Regions from separate parts of the Homo sapiens genome. Here regions 1, 2, 3 and 4 are each linked to region 5. Evidence: chromatin contacts called from ENCODE Hi-C data. All regions are on one chromosome and are shown on one strand. Each heading gives the region's core, a stretch centred on a gene start or an enhancer-like site at or near the end of the contact. The rest is flanking DNA. Distances are from core to core; before and after follow the strand shown. Region 1 holds the start of AP1AR (adaptor related protein complex 1 associated regulatory protein). Region 2 holds the start of LARP7 (La ribonucleoprotein 7, transcriptional regulator). Region 3 holds the start of FAM241A (family with sequence similarity 241 member A). Region 4 holds the start of TIFA (TRAF interacting protein with forkhead associated domain). Region 5 holds the start of HADH (hydroxyacyl-CoA dehydrogenase).

What was found. A loop is a pair of places that touch in the nucleus more often than their neighbours do. Pooled maps may share reads with other maps.
Region 1: a map of ascending aorta shows a loop between it and region 5 (11-fold over the local background). The contact joins the promoter of AP1AR here to the promoter of HADH in region 5. A Hi-C loop is called at or near these places in 2 of 168 maps with a recorded cell type or tissue (ascending aorta and endothelial cell of umbilical vein) and 15 of 50 pooled maps.
Region 2: a map of CD4-positive, alpha-beta T cell shows a loop between it and region 5 (8-fold over the local background). The contact joins the promoter of LARP7 here to the promoter of HADH in region 5. A Hi-C loop is called at or near these places in 2 of 168 maps with a recorded cell type or tissue (CD4-positive, alpha-beta T cell and naive thymus-derived CD4-positive, alpha-beta T cell) and 6 of 50 pooled maps.
Region 3: a pooled map shows a loop between it and region 5 (11-fold over the local background). The contact joins the promoter of FAM241A here to the promoter of HADH in region 5. A Hi-C loop is called at or near these places in 6 of 50 pooled maps.
Region 4: a pooled map shows a loop between it and region 5 (7-fold over the local background). The contact joins the promoter of TIFA here to the promoter of HADH in region 5. A Hi-C loop is called at or near these places in 5 of 50 pooled maps.

What each region holds. Positions count from the first base shown.
Region 1 is chr4:112,229,929-112,234,700 of GRCh38, reverse strand. It overlaps AP1AR (adaptor related protein complex 1 associated regulatory protein), which reads right to left and starts at 2,914. Exons shown (of 10, transcript NM_018569.6): 1 at 2,527-2,914. The coding sequence starts at 2,609. AP1AR-DT (AP1AR divergent transcript) reads left to right here and starts at 2,551. Exons shown (of 1, transcript NR_186684.1): 1 at 2,551-4,772. RefSeq lists enhancers at 2,120-2,169, 2,194-3,141 and silencers at 2,380-2,649, 2,810-3,089.
Region 2 is chr4:112,635,407-112,639,957 of GRCh38, reverse strand. LARP7 (La ribonucleoprotein 7, transcriptional regulator) reads right to left here and starts at 2,815. Exons shown (of 13, transcript NM_016648.4): 1 at 2,719-2,815. ZGRF1 (zinc finger GRF-type containing 1) reads left to right here and starts at 3,049. Exons shown (of 28, transcript NM_018392.5): 1 at 3,049-3,107. RefSeq lists enhancers at 2,263-2,372, 2,413-2,462, 3,033-3,252.
Region 3 is chr4:112,142,737-112,147,456 of GRCh38, reverse strand. It overlaps FAM241A (family with sequence similarity 241 member A), which reads right to left and starts at 2,003. Exons shown (of 2, transcript NM_152400.3): 1 at 1,724-2,003. The coding sequence starts at 1,876. RefSeq lists an enhancer at 1,093-1,232 and a silencer at 1,573-2,222.
Region 4 is chr4:112,284,492-112,289,039 of GRCh38, reverse strand. TIFA (TRAF interacting protein with forkhead associated domain) reads left to right here and starts at 3,136. Exons shown (of 2, transcript NM_052864.3): 1 at 3,136-3,400. RefSeq lists enhancers at 1,405-1,524, 4,034-4,153, 4,184-4,363 and a silencer at 3,084-3,393.
Region 5 is chr4:107,988,231-107,992,413 of GRCh38, reverse strand. HADH (hydroxyacyl-CoA dehydrogenase) reads right to left here and starts at 2,525. Exons shown (of 8, transcript NM_005327.7): 1 at 2,350-2,525. The coding sequence starts at 2,481. RefSeq lists a silencer at 2,529-2,758.

The sequences.
Region 1 (4,772 bases), core at 1,665-4,164, 4.2 Mb before region 5:
ACTTGAAAGAAAATCAAAACAGCTGATAAAAAAAAAAAAAAACTAAAATAAGAGTTTAACCTTATTGCACAAGTAACTATATCCATCTGTCTCTACATGCTTACTGGAAGCTGCTAAAACAGTATTAAAATTGATGTTAAACAATAAGTTAATCAGAAAATTCAAGTAAGGGAACCGTCAAATCCTGTTTATAGACTTAAAGTAATAGGATCAATATCACCATTATATAATTTTAGATGACAGTGTCCACAACCTATAAACTCTCACTGCCTCCACAGGACTTGTTCAAAGAGCTTTGCCCACAAACAGTAAAAATCCAACCACAAGTTGAGTATACCTAACCCCAAAACCCAAAATCTGAAATGTTCCAAAATCTGAAACTTTTTGAGTGCCAACATGTTACTCAAAGAAAATGTTCATTGGAGAATTCTGGATTTCAGATTTTCAGATACTACACCAGTATATAATGCATATATTCCAAAATCTGAATAAAAATCTGAACTCCAAAGCAAGTATTTCAGATAAGAAATACTCAACCTGCTGGCCGGGCGCGGTGGCTCATGCCTGTAATCCCAGCACTTTGGGAGGCCAAGGCTGGCGAATCATGAGGTCAGGAGATCAAGACCATTCTGGCTAACAGGGTGAAACCCGGTCTCTACTAAAAATACAAAAAAATTAGCCGGGCATGGTGGCGGGCGCCTGCAGTCCCAGCTACTCAGGAGGCTGAGGCAGGAGAATGGCGTGAACCCGGGAGGCGAAGGTTGCAGTGAGCCGAGATCGCGCGCCACTGCACTCCAGCCTGGGCGACAGAGCGAGACTCCGTCTCAAAAAAAAAGAAAGAAATACTCCACCTGCTTATGTTTTTATGGCATATCTACAGACAATTAACACTCACGCTGATTCATGGATTTCCTCCTGCCACCTCCCTGTGCTGCCAAGCTCACGAGCTGAGGGAGTAGAACCTACAATTTTAATGCCGTACTCTACGGAGACCCCATGAAAAAAACAAAACTAAAGTCCACAGACACATCATGTAGTCCAAAGTCAAATATAAAGTTTTTTGCTTATCCATTTAGAATGTAAGTACTGCTCCCTCACCAACCAACTTTCTTGGAGTTAGAATTTAACGCCCTGTAACACAACTACAAATAATAGTAAAAGCCAAAGATTGTGTGGCATCTAGTTATTGGGCAAGCCTACTTAAGCAGCTTGACCTTGTAAGTTTCATTCACACACAAAAATTATAAATACTTAAACCAGATGATCCTGGATGACAAGATAAAACAACTGTCATGTCCCACTCAAGAGTAATAACTCATAAATTAGGGAAATCGAAATATTACACTAGGCACAAACTGCAAATCCTTGCCCTTCCATTCTAGGGATACTTAGTGTAAAACCTTAGCTATTTTGTATCAGAGAGGTGACACAATGCCTAATTAATGAATGAGAATCCTATATTTTATAAGATCTCCATTACCAAAGATTCAAATTATGATCATTTACTGCAATTTATTTATGTTGAACATCTTATTACCCAATAATGTTAGTTAAATGGAACAGATTATGAAAAATTAGCAATCTGTTTCAGAAAGTGCAAAACAGTCTTAGTCCTTACACAAACTGGCTTGGTTCAGATTTTCAATTCTAGGTTTGAATTCCGGAGGGACATTTAATAACAACAAAGCCAACCCCAAAGGAATTTGCTCTAATTTTTTCAATATATATGAAATAAAAAAACACAAAAACGGAATTATGAAATTACTATTCTGTGGATGGTGCATATACAAAACCTAAGCAATATCCCAGGTTTACTCAAGAGAAGTGAAGTTCAGAAGGACTGCAATTTACCTAATGTTACAGGACGTTTGAGTAGCAATCAGGGCAAGGAATTCCTCTCGAAATTTCAAAAACTTAATACGAAAAAATTACACATTGTCCCTGTAGTTATGAGCACCAAGAATCTGAATGCCCATTGGGAACTCTGCAATTCAGCAAGTCTTTGTAGCTACCAGAGTTCATCAGTATCTGGAACCTTATTTTACTCCAGCATCCAAATGACTTCTACTTAAAATCAATCTGAGGCATTAACTCCGGAGCCAGATCCCACCTGCTCTGCCAGGGCTAAAGAGAGGGTCAGATACAGGGATACTAGCTTTGGCGTTAAACCTAAGCTCAGCGCAGGGTGTGTCCAGGTTGCCGTGGAGCCGGTCCTACAGCCCATTAGCGCGAAGCTACCCCTTGTTTCCTGGAGATGATGTCTCCCGTGACTCCTTCCCCGCGTGACAGGGCGCCCTGGCAGGAGGGACACCCCGCCCCCTCTTCTACCTCTTTCCGAGGAGGCCCCAAGACCGGACCCCAGACTGGGCCTCCAAGACGACCACCAGTCTGACGTCTGCTAAGCAGTGAGTGTAGCAGGGCTCTCGACCGCCACCTCCAGCCGCCGGGGGACGGTGAAAGGGATTCCCCGCCGGGGGCCGAAGAGGAGGAGCCACGGGGGCCGGGCCCCTCCCCCAGCGGGCTTACCCTCCGCCGCCGCCTACTCGCTGCAGCCGCCCCGCTTCCTTGCGAAGCAGTCCGAAGCACTGCGTCCAGCAGCAGTTCCCCATCGCATGCCGCCCAGGCGCCGCCGCTCCTCCTCCTCCTCCCGCTCAATGCCCAAACCCAGGCCCGGCAGCTGCATCCGCACGGCACGAGCCGAAATGGGGTTCAAGGACCGAGGGCGGGCCGGCCAGAGCCCGGCGGCGTGAGGGCACGGGGCGACGAAAGACGAGGCGCTAGGGAACAAAGGCAGTGTTTACTCCAGCGGCCGCAGAGCCACCGCTGCGCGAGGGAGGAGCACCGGGCTCAAGGCTCTGGACTCCCTCGCCGTCCGCATGGCCCTTCTCGCCTCAGCTCCTAGCCCAGCGTGAGTGACCGCCTCCAGCTGCCGAAGGAGGCCAGTCCCCGCGAGCCGAGCACCCTGGCCCCGCCCCCAGCGCGCCCAGGCCCCTGCTCGCCGCCAACGCTGCCACACCCCCGGCCTCTCCCGCGCCCCAATTGGGCGCGCTACCTCGGTGCCCCGCCTTCTCTGGCGACCGGCCTGTGCGTCACTTCCGCTCGCTCCTGGTTCAGCCGCCTCTGCCTGCGAGACGGTTCAATTCCTGCGTGCGGACGTTTGTTTTGTTGGACCTTGACCTGACTAGGAAATTTCCCTCTCTCATTGCAGTTTCGGGCATCCTCGTCCGGAGCACGCTGGGCGTGGCATGGCTAAGGCTCAGCCTTCGAACTTTGTATCAAAGGCGTGTGAGGAGCCAGAGTCCCAGGCCGGAAGTCATAAGTGCGAAGGGGCGTTTCTCTGCACGGTGTGCTTAGTTTTTGTTAATACTGCACCATAAGCGGAAAATAGACTCGGGAACTGATTGAGGTTACTTTGAACGCACCAAGATTTTTTTCCGGTCTCTGGTTTGTGTCTTAATTTCCATACTGTTAATGTTTTAGGGAAACGTAATAATGGTGCATTATTGTCCTCGTTTTGTTTGAAAATCAGATCTTCACATAATTTTGGGTTGGGTAGTTGGGGTTCAGAGGAAATTGGCAAGAGGGCTGGGGTTTTTCGGGGACGTCAGCGTTGCCATTCCAAGCATGCTGCCCAGAACTGCTGTAGATGGGAAGAGAAAGCTGCTCTAATGTGTCCGCAGCCCTCTCAAGTGCTACCATATAATTCGCGTCTTGTTTGGCCTCAAGACAGTTGGCCTCACAATAGATATAAGATGTGGTTTAGTAGACACCTCGTCCAGTGGATAGGAGGATGCTCTCATGGACTGGACACATCAAGTTTTTAGCCTGTTTAATTAAACCTAGAAAAATTGTTACATTTTAGAAAGTTTTTATTGATGATAAAATGTTCTCTGAACTCATTTTCTTGCTTCTTTAAATACGTATCTGGTTTCAATCTTAGCACTGCTACTTACTAATGTTTATTTTATTTGGGTTTTAGTTGTTTTGTAATCAGAAGCATAGGATAACATTTGTCCCAATGGTTTGCTTTCAGTGAATGTTGGGATGACCGAATGACTTCCTAGTGAAAGCATTTTCTTTTCTCCTTCCAACCCCTGAAATTAGACAAATGTATTAATGAAATAATCATTAAAATTCAACTATAAATGTTTACAGAAACTGGTACATCTATCCTATGGAATATTTAGTAACAAATAGGAACACAGTATTGATGAACACACCCTGAAATGAATCTGTAGGAAATTATGGTTAAAGAAAAAGCCAATCTCAAATGCTTATATACTGTGTAATTCCATTATGTAACATCTCAGAATTGATAAATTTATGTAAGTGGACAACAGAATAATTGATTGCCATGGGTCAGGGAATGGAAATCCTGCATCTTGTCTATATTAATGTCAGTATTCTGGTTGTGATATTGCAATAGTTTTGTAACATGTCACCACTGGGGGAAACTAGATTAAAGATATACACGGTCATCTGTATATTATTTCTTAAAACTGCATGTGACACAATTGTCTCAATATAAAAAGTTTGATTAAAAAAATGCAGCTATAGACTTGACAGCACTTCCTATAGACATTCTATAAACCGTTATTAAAACTGAATCTCACTTAAAAATAATTTTTTTATAGTAAATCTGTTCTCTCAGTTAAGGATATGAATGATCCTCAGAAGCAATACAAATGAATAAGACATTTAAAAACTTCACTAAGCAAAATAATGCAAATTAAAATGCATGTTTTAGTCATTTGTATTGATTCACTTGTCAA
Region 2 (4,551 bases), core at 1,566-4,065, 4.6 Mb before region 5:
CAAAAACGAACAAACACAAACGTAGGCTATAATTATCAATTATTCTATAATTGATAATTATAATTCTATAATTGATAATCTATAATTATAAATTATTGATAATTATCCAATTATCAATAATTCTATCCAATTATTCTATCCAATCTCTTGTTAAATCCTATCAGTTTGACTTTTGAAATGGCTCTCATCTCCATCCAGTGTTTTCTACAACTACTGCTACAACTGTCACTAGAATATGCCAATAGTTTATAAACTGTTCTGTAAGTCACCCATTCTCAACAGGAGCCTATGTATAACCCATCTAAAACACAGACCTGGTTTTGTGATGCTTCTGTCAAAACTTGCAACATTAGAAATTCCTTAGCACCTTCCCGTAACATAATATGCAGTTTATGAAAACACTGTTTTAAAAAAAAAAAGTAACACTTGGCCAGGCGCGGTGGCTCACGCTTGTAATCCCAGCACTTTGGGAGGCCAAGGCGGGCGGATCACGAGGTCAGGAGATGGAGACCATCCTGGCTAACAAGGTGAGACCACGTCTCTACTAAAAATACAAAAAAAGAAAAAAGAAAAGAAAAAAATTAGCCGGGCATGGTGGCAGGCGCCTGTAGTCTCAGCTACTTGGGAGGCTGAGGCAGGAGAAAGGTGTGAATCCGGGAGGCGGAGCTTGCAGCGAGCCGAGATCGTGCCACTGCACTCCAACCTGGGCGGCAGGGCAAGACTCCGTCTCAAAAAAAAAAAAAAAAAAAGTAACATTTAACTGGCTTTAAATGAAGAATAAAAGTTATTGGGTAACAATACCAGTAACTTTATATACACTTTTGTAAATCCTCACAATCCCACTAGGTAGCAGTTTCTTCCATCTTAACACAAAAACTCAAAAAGGTTTAAGTGACTTGGCCAAAGCTAGCTAAGTAAGTTGTCCCAGGTATGTTTGATCCCACATTGTCTACCTTTTGGTAGAATTTCCCGCAATTTATCACCACGGACTCTATGTTCTGACTCAGGAATTCTTAATCTGAAGTCCATGCAACTTTGGCTGGACAAGAATTCTAGTGGGCTCCATTAAATTGTAAATGATACATTTTAAAGATAAGGTAAAATCAAGACTCTTGTACAAATATAAAATGAATACACGGTAAAGATTTAAGCACAGTCATGGGTTGCTTAACGACAAGGACACATTCTGAGAAATGCACAGTCAGGTGAGTAAGTACATCATTGAGTATGTAGTTATTCTATGATGTATTCACACAAACCTAGGTACTATTGCCTATTACTCACCTATAATCTTATGGGACCACTGTCATACATGCGGTCTGTCGGTATGTGGTGCTTGACTGTAAATAAGGGAACCAGTTAAGTGCTAAAAACCAGTTCAAAGGAGAATTTAAAAAGCAGGTACACAGGCAATCAGGAACGTTGAAATGAATATTAATAAATACTGCTCAGGACAATAATTAATTGCATCTTTACTGGACAAACCTAATTTCCATGTTGCTGTAGCGAGTTACAGGGTTGAAAAATAGTTCAAAGACCACGAAAGACATAGATAACTTGGAAGAGTGAGTCAGACAAGACACCAAGTCATTTGTGTGTGTTTGCTATTTAAAAGTATTTCGTAATTTCTCCTGAGGAAATTATATGAAAAATGTTTGTTTGGAGACGCAGCCTCTCTCAGTGGCCCAGGCTGCAGTGCAGTGGCGCGATCCCGGCTCACTGTAATCTCTGCTTCCCGAGTTCAAGCGATTCTCCCAACCAAGCCTCTTGAGTAGCTGGGACTACAGGTGTGCACCACCACTCCCCGCTAATTTTTGTGTTTTTAGTAGAGACGAGATTTTGCCATATTGGCCAGGCTGGTCTCGAACTCCTGACCTCAAGTGATCCTCCCGCGTCGGCCTCCCAAAGTGCTGGGATTACAGGCGTGAGCCACCGTGCCCAGCCTCGCAAAATGTTTTAATAGGTACATGCACGTTTTCCTGAGAAGCTAATCCATATAATTAAGTTTTCAAAAGAAGTGTGCCACAACAGGTTAAGAATCATTGTTCTGGTCACTGCTTACAACTCAAGTCCCTCAACACGTAGTGGCCTGTGTGTTCTGCTTTGTCTGAATCTTCTCGTCTAAATTTCCTTATTAAATTTTCAAGGCCCAGGTTAAATGGCATCTTACTCTTTGAGATCTTCCACCACCCTGTGTCCTATCATTTGTTTTCTCTTAAGTTTCTTTGCAAACGCACTCTGCACACCATATCTAGCAAGTGTTAGTTCCCTTCCGTAACTGGATTTTTTACTCTTTGAGGACGATGGCAGAGTCCTGCAAAAGAAGATGATAATTTTAGAATATAAATCCTCACGTTCGCTATCTTCTGGCAGCCACAGCTCAGCTCCAATCTGCGAAATACGGCACTCTCTTTATTGACTACTGCTTCTCTCGGCACCCGTACTTCCGCAAGGACGCCGTCATAGGCCGGGCGCGCCCCAAACCTCCCCACGCCGGGCCCCTATGCGCCCTTACTGTCTGAAAACGGGAACTACAAGTGCTGCCGAAGACTTTTGCGCGTGCGCATAGATAACTAGGCCAAGGAACTGATGGGTGTGCAGGACGGGGGGGCGGGGTAAGAAGGACGATAGATGATAGAGTGGACCGCAAGAAAAAGGACGGAGAGTTAATTAGACTTCGCCCAAGCTGTGCGACCCTATAGGCCGCTTGTAACTTACTCCGTTCGACTCCCAAAATACAGGGTCAAGTACTGCGGCCTTCGGACATTTCCGTCTCCGGATCCTGATAGTCTCGGTTACTTTCGCGTCATAGGATGAGCGACAACGTTTTCCGGTCCCAATTGAGAAAGACGGGCCCGGAGGCAGTGCGCGCTCCACCTACGTCACAGGCGAGGTGGTTCCAGGAGGGCTGGGCATCGGAGAGCGCGGCCGGCTGAGAGACTCGAAGCCAAGGAAGAATTTGATTGGCGATTTGAAAGCGGCGGTTTTTGGCTTAGGCGGAGGTGGGCGGGCCAAGTTTTGGGTCCTCATCTGGTGAGGTCCCGCGTTAATGACGTCACGTTGTTTCGCGGGAGAAATTCGAAAGTGGATTTTGTGCAATTTGACAGGTGAGGTGAAGTGTTTCTCGGGATTTCCTAGGAATGACTTGAGCGATTTGGGGCGAAGGGACGAAAGACTCTGCTCCTTAAGAAGAGAACCGGGAAGGATGCTGTTTGGAACCAGGATTGGGGTGGTCGCAGTCACAGCTACTCGGACTGCTTGTAGTAAGTGGTGCCTCTTCACCGTTTTTCCCAGGCCTTGCTTTGCAATTTCGAGTAGGTATGAGGACCAAAGAGGGCTTTGCTGTTTGTATTTAGGACTGAGAAAGGATCAAGTCTCCATTGTCATTTGGTGACAGGATTATGGTTCTTAGAATCTTGGCAAATGAGATGTGGGTTTCCTTTGTTTATTTGGACTGGATGGTTTGTTAACAATGTTGAGTTCATGATTCCAAAACTTTGTTATCCGAACTATTTAGAGGTTCAGGTTTAGGTTCAAAAAATACTCCTTGTTTAAAAAAAAAGGAAAAATATCTAGTATTTAAATGAATAATGGCTCATACTTTACTGAGAACACCGAGTTTTATGTATATATATTGCGTCCGTACATATAGTAGCACAATGTATATGTATGTATATGTGTGTATGTACGTATATCTGTGTGTATGTATGTATGTATATAATTATCACAGAGCATCTGGGGTCTTTAAAAACTTATTTGGAGATTAATCTTTCACCTATTAGAAGTCGGTCAACAGGTGAATTGTCTGGTAGACGTGGACAGATGAACACTTGGAAAAAACTCTTTGCATCTCACTTAAATATATATGATGCTGTTGTCTAAAATAATTTTTTCTGATTAATACTAAGATAAGAAAGGGTGTTGACTTTCAATGAATAAGTATTAGAGCTCTTCTAAATTTTAAAAGATCCAGTTAGCTTTTTTTTTTTAGGTTTTCTCCTATAATCGAATTTAACCATCCTTTAAGAGTTTCAGTCTTCTTAGTTCTTTTTAAACTGTACATTCCAGAAGTAATATCTCAATTTAGGAAAATAATGGAGAATTTATCTTGCAATTGTGAAATAGCATATAAGTTATCCTAAACTAGTAAATACTGGGTTCCTAATCTGTAAATTGTAATAATGCTTATTCTTCAGGATTATGAGACTGATAAATACTGTATGTAAAGTATCTCGTCCAATTCCTGCCTGATACATAGTATGTAATCAATAAATATATATAATTACACACGATAATCATATAATTGTATATTACATAATACAGTAATATAGTTATATATTATATAATTACATAATAATTATAATGTATATAATTAACAATATAATGTATATAATGTTTATAATATAGCACTTTGGGAGGCTGGAAGGATTGCTTGAGCCCAGGAGTTTGAGGCCACAGCGAGCTATGATTGCAACACTGCACTCCAGCCTAGGTGACAGAGTGAGACCCTGTCTCTGTAAAAGAAAAAGAAAAGTTAAAAAGCCAACAGAA
Region 3 (4,720 bases), core at 754-3,253, 4.2 Mb before region 5:
CCAATTTTTTGCTTATTTTTGTCTTCTTGACTAATTCTTCTTTGGTGCTAATGTAGTAGGAAATGCCTATCTCCGGTGTGATTTTCAATTATTGTGTATGGGGGCTTAGAATACATTAATAAATCTTGAGGCAAAAACAGAATGATAAAAATAACACTTCAAAGGAGTACAGGAGAATGAACTTTCATGACATTCAATGAAGGAGGCAGGTATGCAAAGTGATATGTTTTCTAAGATGTACTTTTCATTTTTTGTTTTATCCTTTTACTTTGTACCATAAGCAATTTTGGAAAGACCACAACTATTAGTGATGTCTACATAATCATACTAATGAAGTACACAGAAGCTTAAATGAAGTATTTTTATATGCTCCCTTACAACTATTTGAAAATTTACTTTGGAAACCCCTGCTCAAATGCAACCCCTCCCCACCCCCAAAGGAATTCTTGTGCTGTCTTCTTCACTTTTCCAGTTAAGCAATTTAAGTTAGAGGAAATCAAGCCCTTGAGCAAATGAATAGTTAACGGGAAAAACCACTAGGAAGGGAATCCGAAGAACAAGCTACCAAATTATTTGCTTGAGTCACTTTCTCTTATATTGTCACAGATGAAAAATTACACTCCACGTGGTGATCAAACCTAACGCTAAGGCATATTTTGTGTGCCACACAGTATTACTCTGTTTCCTAAGTAACCTATTGAAACAATGTAAGGTATACATCTATTAATGCATTTAGTGATGATACTGGAATTTGTGAAACGTGACAGAAAGGACAGATGAAGAAAGATGAGGAGAGACAGGTATTAATTGTCCTAACAGTACAGGCTGTAATAAAGGCCAATAATCATTTGAATTCCTGCTCCTTAATGTGAGTCTAAAGAGCGGCTTACCTCAGGTATTTGGAAAGTCTAAATACTGTATTTGCTGTAGAAAATTCATCCAACATACAATTCAATTTTTAAAATTAAACCTTTTGCCTAATCTTTAAGATATTTGATGTTATAATGCCCATTATCACACTTTATTTAAATGAGATAAACTCAGAGAGTTTAAAAAATTACGCAACTTCTCTTTTCCCTTACTATGGCTGGCCTCTTATAACCGAAAGCAATATTCTTGCCTCTCCACTTTTTAACTGAAGCTTTGATCTCATCTGTATTTATGAAGAACGTGCTCTGGGAGAGTCCCTGTCAAGACATTCATTGTAACACCCGCTCCTACTCATGCTTTCAGCGCTGCCCGTGGACGGAATCCACCCACACCTTCCAGACACGCTAGGTGTGGGCTCGGAAACGCAAGATGGAGGGCGGGAGGGGAGCCGGCGTCTCCTAAACCTGGCGCAGGGCACGGACTCGAAGTTGAAAAAGAAGTGTTTACAAGTGAGGCTTTTAAATAAATCACCGCTATGGAGGGCATTTCCTCCGAGCCCTGGGCGCCAGCCTGAGAATCCTCTGCCGGACGCCAGGGGACGAACCACGCTGACCCCGCCAGACACGCGACCCCGGGGCCGGCGCTGGCGTCTGCACTCGCGCGACCCCGCCGCTCCTCCTGGGAGCGCCGTCTAACCGCTCCCGGCGACGACTTCCCAGAGCGCCGGGGAGCCAGTGCCCACGCGGGGCAGAGCTGCGGCGCGGCCCGCGGGCCGGGCCCCTTCCCTCCAACGCCGGGCGGGGCTCGCGGCCCCCGACCCGGCCGCTTCGCCGCCGCCCCTCCCCGCGCTCACCTGCTCGCTCTCCTTCGGCCGCTGTCCGCGCCGCCGCGGGCTCGCCCCGGGATCCCACCCGGTCCCTGCCGCCTCCCGCTCCGCCAGCGCGTCCCCGTCCTCGTCGCGTTCCCCGCCGTCGCCGCCCCGCAGCAGCTCCCCGGCTGAGCACATCCCGCAGCCAACTCCTACCGCCCCGGACAGCCGCCGGAGGACCACGCCGCGACGCACCAGGCAGCGCCGCCGCCCGAAGGCTGCCCTGGGATCCGCCGCACCCGCCGCTGACAGGAGCCGCCGGAGCGCGCCCCGCCGGCCTGGGCGCCTGAAGTACCAGCCCGGCCCCTCCTGTCACTGGCTCGCCCAACCCCCGGCCGTCGGGGCGGAGCCGTACAGGGGAGGGGCCAAGACAGGGGGCGGGGCCAACGGTGTGTTGGGGGGCGGGGGTGTGTGTGTGAGATTGAGAGAGAGGCCGACAGACTGAGAGAAGAAGGGTGTTGTGTGAAAAACTATGGACATACACTGCATGAGGGAGATTGTACATGAGAGAGGCTGTGTGTATGTATGAGGGATATTGTGTGTGCGTAAGAGACCGTTAGAGAGTGTGAGAGAGACGCTGAGCGTGATTTGTGTGTGTGTGTGAGAGAGATTCTATATAAAAGAAACTGCGTATAAGAGATTGTATGCACTTTGGGAGGCCGAGGCGGGCAGATAGCTTGAGCCCAGGAGTTGGAGACCAGCCTGGGCAACCCCATCTCTACTAAAAATAGAATTAGGCGGGCGTGGTGGCGGCAGTGTGGTCCCAGCTACTCAGGAGGCTGAGGTGGGAGGATCGTCTCAGCGCGGGAAGTCGAGGCTGCAGTGAGCAGAGATCACACCACTGCACTCCAGCGTGGGCGACAGAACCAGACCCCGTTTCAGAGAGAGAGAGAGAGAGAGAGAGGAGGGGGGGGGGAAAGAGAGAGAGAGAGAGAGAGAGAGAGAGATTGAGATTGTATGTGTATGCAAGAGACTGTGAGAGAGAGATTGTATGAGGGAACAACAGAAACTGAGAGAGATCAAGTGTGAAAGAGAAATTACTTGTGTGAGAGAGCCAGTGCATATATTTAAGAGAGAGCGCATTTGTATAAGAGATTAGTGTGTGTGGGTTTGTATGTGAGAGAGAAACACACACATGCACCCAGTTACACTCTCCAGCAGAGTACCCCTGTTCTTGCCTGAGTATCTGCCCGTCCTTTTCAAGGAAGACACATTTCACTGTCCCTCTTGTTCCTTTAGCCTCCTTTCCTAGTGTCTCACTGAAGGTCTGTGTATTTGTCCCTTTCTGTTGAGTGCTTCCTAGTGTGTGTTGTTTGTTGGAGCCTTGGGTCGTTTGATGGTGTATCAAATGATGTATCTTTCTGTAACTGGGTAAGAATATGTCTTTCTCAGTGGGTGGTGAGGGGAATATATCCAATTGATAATTATTTTTTGTACTACTCCATCCATTTTATTCAAGGAAAATGGAAGGGTGTTTAAATAAAATATCACTTTTTTTTCTGTGTATGCCTTATCTGTACATTGGGAAAACGATGGGTTATTGTACAGGTAAAATACAGAAAAGTAAATATGGAAAGTAAACATGTGTACACATGGAGAAGAGTAAGAGTTATTTGGGATCTTCTATTAAAATGTTTTCAGGCCCAGAGAAGGAATTAAAATAGGCAGAATCTCATAGGCTTATTTTAAAGAAGTTTCCTGTTTTTTGTAGTCAGGAGATTCTCAGTCTTTCTCACACACCCACAATCTCTCATACACACAATCTCTCTCATACACACATGATTTCACATACATACAGTCTCTCTCACACATATACAACCTCGCGCACACACCATCTCTCACACATGGTTTCTCACACATGCCCTCTCTGATTGTCTCTCCTCCACAAACAATCTCTCTAGGGGCCAGAAAATATGCCGTTGGATATCAAAAATTAGAAAGAAAATGAATCTGGTTCATTCCCTTTCTTAAAAGTCTTTAAAACTCCAGAAAAGAGTATTTAATATTATATACATACAATCAGAAACAAATATCACCATGGGAACCCAGTAGCCTTTCTGATGGGCCTCATTTTTTTTCCCCTGAAGGCAACATTTTCATTCTTGGAATTTTGGTTTGGCTATTAGTAGTGTTTCTTATAAAAACCAACTTTTTTTTTTTTTGGCTGGGCGTGGTGGCTCACGCCTGTAATCCCAGCACTTTGGGAGGCCGAGGCAGGCGAATCACAAGGTCAAGAGATGGAGACCATCCTGGCCAACATGGTGAAACCCCATCTCTACTACAAATACAAAAACTAGCTGGGTGTGGTGGCACATGCCTGTAGTCCCAGCTACTAGGGAGGCTGAGGCAGGAGAATCAGTTGAACCCGGGAGGCAGAGGTTGCAGTGAGCCAAGATCACGCCACTACACTCCAGCCTGGTGACAGAGCAAGACTCCGTCTCAAAAAAATAAAAAAATAAAAATCAACTTTTTTGGATAAAACTTTGGAATTATATACAGCAACCCAGAGAACATCAGCTCTTTACTGCCAACCCCATGAACTAAGGCACATTTTGAAGTTCTCCCTCATAGCGTTTGATTGGCAACTTGATAAGCCAAACAACTATGCACTCTTCAATCAGGCTACAGTGAGCAGAAATTCCTTATATATAAGAGGACTCAGAAGGCACAGAGTATTTATATAGCTGGGCAGGTACAATACAGAGGTTAGCTTTGTTCAGCTTAGGGGACAAGTCTTACAAAATTCCTTTAGAGTATACTGTCTGGTCTTTTGTAGATTCCGGCTTCTTGAGTCTTTGAGAAGTGTATTAATTCAGTTTTTTAGTAGGTATTTATTGAACGCTACTAGGCTTTAGGCCCAGGTCTAGGTCCCTATTCTCTTATTGAACACTACTAGGCGTTTGGCCCAGGTCTAGGTCCCTATTCTCATGAAGCTTCATTTTAATCCAATTCTTGTGTTATTTTCTTGGCAGAAACCAAGAA
Region 4 (4,548 bases), core at 1,887-4,386, 4.3 Mb before region 5:
TGGTAATTAAAACAGTAAATCCCTCCTTTCTGTATCAATAACACATGCCTACTGTTTTCGTCTATTTTGAATACAATCCTAGCCCAACTTTTAGTATAGTCATTTCCCTGAAGGGTTTCTTGTAATTTTTTCCTGAAAGCATTTATGTTACTTCCTATAACCCCAACACCACTCAGGGCATTTGGTTGTAGCAAGTGAGGTTAACCAAGTTTAAAATCCTGTTGAATTCACAGGAGAGTTTAACTGCATCTGTCTAATTTAAAAGATGTTGGCAGCCCATGAGCAGTTCTATGTGCAAGAGAAAGTTTCACACTTTAAGGCTATGTCAGGATCAGATAATGAATTTATCAAAATGACACGATCACATTGAAACAAAAATATTTTTGTTTTTTGGTTTTTCTTTTCAAAAAGAAAAACCGCAATAAGAGGGCCTCAAAGGTGATTTCCAGCTGCTATGTTCTCATTAGCATATTTGTAACGGTGGCACACAGTGGAAGCCTTACATTTCCTCAGTCTGATGTAACTTTGGCCAAAGTACTTTCAGACTTTAGTAATTTGCTTGTTTTAAGAGAAATAATAGCCTGAGATGAGGATATTTGTATAAACCCCTTCCTGAAATGTCTAGTACCTTTCATTGCATAATTAAAATTCCTATTGTGTTTCTTTAACAGTAAAGACATTTTCGTTATCAAAGAATGATGTTCATGTTTTAAATAATAACTAAAATAATCTCTTCATTAAAAATAATCATTTTTAATGGTTTTATACAAACTGAAACAATAATAAAGCCCATATTACAAATTACTTTGCCTAATTTAGATATGAGTGACTTAAAATTGCTTCTTTTGCAAATGTCCCCTGGTGATTTTCAGAAAACTTAATAAATTGAAAGTACAGAAATAAATAGTCACTTTTTTGGGGGCTCTGGCCTTATTCAAGCTTTTAGAAATTTTCTGGGCCTTTTGTCAGTTTTCAAATTAGAGATTGGAAACTCCAATTCTGATAATACTGTTCTACTGTATGAGTTCACTGACATAATCAGATAGCACGTCTTATCTTCCACCTGCTCTCATGTTCATCAGCTGAGAGAAGGTACCCTGACTGTCACTTCTAGAGAAGAAATAATAAATGTTGATGATTAACAAAATTGCAGCCCTTACGGGAATCTGCCTCACTTGTAAATGTACCCTTCTTTCCCCACAGTCACTGTACTTGATTATACCTAGCTCTGACACAGTTCAAAACTTAACCGCACCCATAGCACCTCTTTATCAGGTGGACATCAGTGTCATTTTATTGCCAGTGAAACTGATCCACAAACAAGCAACTCTCCTGAACTCAAGGACAGAAGACAGACAAGGGGCTTCCACTCATTTCCATCATCAGAATTTGGTTTCCCATGCGAAGAAGTAGGCCGCTGTGATCTCAGCCAAGCCAAGTTTTGTCCTCCTTCCTCTATCTATCCTCAGTCTTCTTTCTCCTTCTATGGCAAGGGTCCCCAACCTCTGGGCCATGGACTGGCAGTGGTCCATGGACTGTTAGGAACCCAGCGGCAAAGCAGGAGGTGTGCTCAGGGCCAGCAAGCGAAGCTTCATCTGTATTTACAGCTGCTAACCGTCACCTGTGTTACTGCCTGAGCTCTGTTTCCTGTCAGATCACTGGGGCATTAGATTCTTATAGGAGCAGGAACCCTGCACATGGGAGGGATCTAGGTTGCCCGCTTCTTATGAGAATCTAATGCCTGATGATCTGTCACTGTCTCCCATCACCCCCAAATGTGTCCGTCTAGTTGCATGAAAACAAGCTCAGGACTTCCACTGATTCGACATTATGGTGAGTTGTATAATTATCTCATTATATATTACAATGCAATAATAATAGAAATAAAGTGCACAATAAATGAAATGGGCTTGAATCATCCTGAAACCATCTCCCGTGGCCCCAACCCCAGTCTGTGGAAAAAGTCTTCCATGACACTGGTTCCCAACAGGGATTGCTGGTCTCTACAGTGTCTATCCTCTCTCTCTCTTTTTCTTTAAACAGAGTCTCACTCTGTTGCCCAGACTGGCGTGCAATGGCGCCATCCCGGCCTCACTGCAACCTCTGCCTCCCGGATTCAAGTGATTCTCCTGCCTCAGCCTCCCGAGTAGTTGGGATTACAGGCACCCACCACCAAGCCCAACTAACTTTTGTATTTTTAGTAGAGATGGAATTTCGTCATGTTGGCCAGGCTGGTCTCAAACTCCTGGCCTCGTGATCCGCCCACCTCGGCCTCCCAAAGTGCTGGGATTACAGGTTTGAGCCACGGCACCCGGGTCTATCCTCTCTTGACACCTACTCTCCTTAGGTTCTTCACACTTAGGTGATTCCAAATCTTTTCACTGAGGCAGAAAGGTAGCATTACCTTCTTCTAAGCTATAAAGGACTCCTGAGAGGTGTTTCCCATTTCATCATGTACCAGCTTTTACTTGTGGACTCTGGATGTCCATTACGATGCAAGCGGCAGGAGAGAAAGCGACTGGACTGCTCTGCTGGGTGTAAGGCGAGGGCAACCTGGAGCAAGTTCAAATCCCGCCTCTGCGGGAGGCAGAGGTTGCAGTGAGCCGAGATGGCGCCACTGCACTCCAGCATGGGCGACACGGTGAGACTCGTCTCAAAAAAAGAAAAAAAGAAAAAAAAAATTCCACTTCTGCTCGCCACACTCCACCATTCTCTGAGCCTCGGTTTACTCATGTGTAAGGGGGACTGCGATGATTAGAGGAGCTCGTGCATGCCACGCACTGGCTTGCTTGGTATCCTTGGAGTCACCGAAAGATTAGTTCAGCTCCCCGCCTGCCCACGCCCTGGGGCAACACTCATTTTGGGGAAAAGTCCTCCTTAATGCTGAAGTGATCCAGTTCCCTTCTTTTCTCTAGCTCGCCAATCGGGCTGGAGGAGAGGCCACTCGTTTGGGAAGGCGCGGTCCGGGTCGGTGTACCGCGCACCAAACCCTGCCAGAGAACTGAGAGAGGCGGCCAGGGGGCTGGGTACCTGGTGAGAAAGGCGCCAGCTGCCGGGTCACCTCGAGAGGAAGGAAGGGGCGGGAGCGCGAGTGGAGCGGGCGGAGCCTGAAAACCTCCGCGCCACCGCTGCGCTCTTTACAAAGGCCCCGGGCGCGAGAGGACGTGCTCTGCCAGCCAGTGGGAAGGCAGGCCGCGCGCGCGGGAGCGCGGGAGGATCGGCGGCTCGCGGTCACTGGTCCCTGGCTCGGTTCCCCGCACCCCGGGGCTCACACTTACCCGCGCGGAGGAGCAGCGGCCGGGTGTCCACCCCCATCCTGCGCCCAGTCTCCTCGATTCCCCTCGCTCTGAGCCGGGAGAGCCGAACAGCTGAAGAGAGTTCACTGACTCCCCAGCCCCAGGTACTTGCGGGGCGGCGGGCTGGGGGTGAGGTGGGGACTGGCCCTTTTCTGTTTATCCCGCAAAGACAGCAGCTTTGTCCAGGAGATTTTGGGGGTGTCGGATCGGAAGTCATCCCCCGCTGCTCCTGCTCACCTGGCACACGCTCACCATATGCTAAGGAAAGCCTGCAAAAATTATAGACAGCACCTCCCTGTTTTATAAAATATGAGAATATTTACATAAATGAGGAAACATTGGAGATGGGGGTGTGTTTTCTCTGTACTTTGGTATTCTTTTCAACGTTTTTCTAATCAGAAAACAAAAACGAATGCCATTTATGCAGTGTGGCTCCAGAGCAGTTGTGCGTGACCCCCCTCCCCCGCTTGCCAACTGCTACGGCCCCACGCTCTCGGTGGCCAAGCGAGACCTTTCTGAGGGGCCCTGGGCTCCCTGGAGTGCCGAGGTCCTTGGTCCTAGACCTGACTCCTTGCTTCAGTCTGGTTCATGAGAGAAATATAGTAATCCGTTGTTTTCTGGGACTTTCCCCAGATTTCAGATTGAAAGGTGGAATTTCCCAAATCCTCTGAAGCCAAAATCCACACTGAGCCTCACTGCGGATTTCCGCAGCCACCAGGAAGTGGGACTGGACCCCAGGTCAGGCCAGTCAAGTAGAGTGGGAGAAAGAAAATCTCATGTCTGAAAGACACCGAGCTTTCCTAAGGGTTTCCTCCTGCTGTTTGGTTTTCACTTTTTTTTTTTTTTTTTGATTCTTTGTTTTTGCAAGACCTGTGGTTTTAGTATTAATTCTGCCAAACAGCTGTGCCAGAGTTCACAAATATCTTCAGAGCCACACTTCAGGGTGATCCTGTTGAGCAGGGTTAGACAGGAGGATAACTTGGTCCTTTGCTCTGCTTCCAAGTTTCTGTTCCCCTCCTGTGTGCTCAGTGTTCGGTATTCGTTAGGGAGAAAAGCCTTGAAACTTCCTACTTGCAACCACCCAAAGACATACTCTTTCTTGAGAATATATTCAGGGGGAACTGGGGAGGCGAGGGGGTTGGGGGGAAATGAAAGTAAACATTTTCACCATCCAGAGCAGACCCCATTAGTTTGGTCAATCCTGTTTTAAAAAATAGACTTCTTAAAGCATGAGAAATCTGGTTGGCATGCA
Region 5 (4,183 bases), core at 1,276-3,775:
AAGCAGATAAGCTAAACCACTGCAAAGCATTGCTCACAAATGTTTTAGAGGATTGGAGCTGTCAACTAAAGTAACTGAGGTTTTTCCAAACTGTGTTACATAAGGATGGAACTGTTTCTTATGGTCGTCCACTTTATAGATTTCTGGTCTTTATAACCTTTCAGAATGACAGTTCCATTATGTGTCCAGCCTATGGCATAAATAGCTTTTTTTTCCCTTAAGTTTCAAAAGGCACTCCCTGGTCCACCTATTTAAGAGTTTGATTGACAAGCACAAGCCTGTGTTCTCCATTAATGTCAATCATTTCTCCTTACTCCTTTGTCAGGTGAAAGCTCCAACACCATACCTGTAATTTTAGGTATTGCCCCTCTGCCTTTTAATGCAACACAACATCCATTTTTGGCCAATGATGGATGCAGCATTCAAAGAACTAAGCACTCTGATTTTCTACAAAAGTTGAAGTGACGCTTTCTACTTAGTTTCTAATCTTTTTCCACTGCTGTCTTCAAGGACACCAGCCACAAGTTTCTGGATCCATTTCCCATAATGTTCCTGGAGGCTGCTTAAGGCCCTAATATTTTGTTACTAAGATGTTGTTAAAATGTTTCTAAAAAACACATTGTTCTATTCCTGCTCACAACAAATCTCACTCTCACAGCCTTGGGAGATTTGGGTGGAGCCTGGGAATACAAACGTACTCAAACTAAACTTTCTCTTGAGTATAACCTGTGGAACTTTTAGGTTAAAGGGAGTTACTCCTCCCAGTCCACATACAACATAGATTATGGGGATACTATAACCTAGCAGCCAGGGGATCCACACAATAAAAAGGGCAATGTATGTCCAAAATTATGGTCTCAGAGGAAATGGGAGACTGTAAGAAGTCATATAAATAAAACATTACAGGGATATAGCTTTTAGAAGAAAATGCAATCAAATAAAAACGTTGTAAAAAACTTGCCAAGGAGAAGAAAATTGAGATATATAATACCTAATAGTAAAAGGTTTTTTTGTTTTTGTTTTTAAAAAGCAAGCATGAAAGCGTGGACTTGGTTGGAAACAAGACATTGAAAAAGTAAACTCTCTCATGACTGTAGCCACAGTAGTACTGTCCCCAAGAAAAATTAGATGACTATAACCGCCTTCCCCAACAAACCAAGTTGCAAAGGACTGAAATGCTAAGAATATAATCAGCTAGGATACGAAAACCATGGTTCTCCAATGTGAGCTGAAATGGAATAATTTTTAAAAAAAAAAAGTACAAGCATTACAGTAGCCAGGTAATCAATCACTCGCACAACTGAGCCTGAACCACAGCTCAGCAGAACAATGGAAAAGCCCTGAAGATGTACAATGGATAAAAGACTTGTTCCGGCTGGGTGCAGTGGCTAACGCCTGTAATCCCAGCACTTCGGGAGGCCAGGCGGGCGGATCACCTTTGGTCAGGAGTTCGAGATCAGCCTGACCCACAAGGTGAAACCCTGTCTCTACTAAAAATATAAAATTAGCCGGGCGGGGCGCCTGTAATCCCAGCTACTCGGGAGGCTGAGGCAGGAGAATCGCTTGAACCCGGGAGGCGGAGGTTGCAGTGAACCGAGATCGCGCCATTGCACTCCACTCCAGCCTGGGTCAAAGAGACTCCGACTCAAAAAAAAAAAAAAAAAAAAAAAGAGAGAGACTTATTCCGCTGCAGCGCCAAAATCGCAAGCTCAGAACTCTGCACAGACGGCACTATTTCAAAGGTCAAAACCAGGACCTCAGCAATCTTCCATTAGGTGACTTTACAAAGTGCTACAAAAGTCATGACTACTACTATTCTTTACAACCTAGCAAGCGAAGGAAAGACCGGGGAGAGCCGGGAGGCCGTTTAGGAGAGAAAACTACTTTGACAAAGACTGCACAATTACAGAATAAAAATCAAAAATAACTGATAGAATTAAAACTGATCGCAGTTCATGTCTTTGGCAGCAAACTCCCGTTTGAGCCGAGCAGGAACAAACGCGTTATGCCTGAACCTTGTGCACATACAATTCTTTCTTCTCTTGCACGGCCCGCTTCCAAAATGCATTCACCGCCACTCTCCATGGAACCTTCAGCGGGCCCTGGGGGCAGCCAGAATTTTCCAAACGAGGAAGCTGAGGATCGGCCCAGAACCCTGAATTTTGAGGGGAGTGAGACTTGGGCCCTCACAGGCCCAGACGCGAGATATTTCAACTACACCCGGGAGGCGCGGGGTGAAAACTCCCTGGTGTCGGGCGGGTGCAGGCCCCTCGCGGCCGGTCGCGCCAGAGCTTCCACCTCAGGGTGGGCGGCCAAGCGCGTGGGCACGCTGCAGGGAGGGCCGCTCACCTGGGCAATGCCGGCGCCCATCAGCCCGCCGCCGATGACCGTCACGTGCTTGACGATTATCTTCTTGGCCGAGGCCGAGGCGGTGGACGAGGAGGACACGGAACGCATGAACTGCCTGGTGACGAAGGCCATGGTGTGGCAGCGGCGGCGACAGCGAGGAGACCCGGGCAGGGAAGACGCGCGAGGCGGGCAGCCGCGGAAAGCCAGACTCTGGGGGCGGGGACCTACGCGGCCCTGCAGCCCGCGCGCCCCCGGCGTCCCCGTGACGCCACAAGGCGGGGGCGGGGCCTCGAGTCCCGCTCTGCCCATTGGCCCTGGCTGTAACGTCCCAGCGTTGAGCGGGTATACACGCGCGGGCTCGCAGCTGTCAGCAGCCGGAGCCCGAGTGAGCGCGGGCTTGAGACCTGCTGAGCAGCGGGACCTGGCGGCTGGCGTTCTGGTGTGGGGCCGAGAACAGACCCTTCTTCTGAAAAGCCACTGGCCCCTTGTTCTATGAAGTGAGTGGTGTTGACTCTGTAAAATGCTATCCTTTGATGACATGTGCATATCTAGGCTCTGAAGAAATATGTGCTGCTTGGCTGTGTTGGTAATGGACCCAAAATGTGCACCGTTGGTTGATGTCACCAAATAATCAACTCGGGATTATTTTAATCCCGTGGACAGTGATTGTTTCCCCTAAAAGGGAAATAAATGTAGACTGCGAACACCCAAAACAAATGTCTAGTGACCATGAGTTACAATGCAAAAATCAGGCTCAGGGAAGGTAAAGAGAGAGTTGACCTTTAGTTACCCATCTTGACGTTGGACGTCTATCAGTGCAGTGAACATGTGGACGGTTTAAGGTCATAGAGCAACCTTTCTGGAATAACGAATACTATTAGAAAGCATAGGAAAGAAATGTCTTGTCAAATAATGGAAGACTGGATAGCAGCTTGGCCAATCTTCTCACTCAGGTGAATACTTTCTAATTACTGTAACTTAGTGATATAGGATTCTTATTAATTTATTTGCTTTATGTTTAAATATTGTTAACAAAAAAACTTCAAACAAGTTTAGCAGAGTTTATCTGAGCAAAGAAAGCATGAATCATGTAGTATCCTGAGCCAGTAAAGGTTCAGAGAGCTCCAGCCCCTAACAGTGGGCAAGCCGCGTTTATAGACAATATTTTTTGCAGCCTGTAATGGGCTAAAAGCTCCGCTGCGGTGATTGGCCAAGACTTGGCCACTTGTTAGAAGAACGTACTCTCAAATTACATTGCAGTTTATTTACATATTAGGTTTGATTATGCTTTGCTAGGTAGGGAGGCAACTTTAGGCCAGATTTAATTTAATAACAGTTTCCTCCTTTGGGTCAGCCTCTCAGTTTTACGAGATTGACCAGAACCTTGTTTTGTCTCAGTATGGAAGTCACAATGTCAAATTAGTTGAGTGATTATACTTTCTTCATGTTGTTATTCTAACTGTAATAACACCATTTGGTGTACAAAGGATGGCTGCATAGAGACATTGAAGACTCTCGAGGGGACAACAACACATCAGGGAGACTATTATGGCCACGAGAAGGAGTATAGCAATAAACTGAGGTACACACCTTAACAGGAGTCTCCACAAACTGAACTGATCAAAATTAAACAATTCAAAGTTCAGGCAATAAAGATAGTTCAAAGTATTTGAGTCCAATTGGTCATGGTCTAATTTAGGGCATTATGGCGGTTAAGGACTGCTAGAAATGCTTATTTCTTGGTGCCGTAAAGAAATAGCACTTGAACATAAAATTAATTTCTTTAGCAAGGCCATTTTTACTTTCTGCGGAAAGAGTACACTCGCCAGCAGTT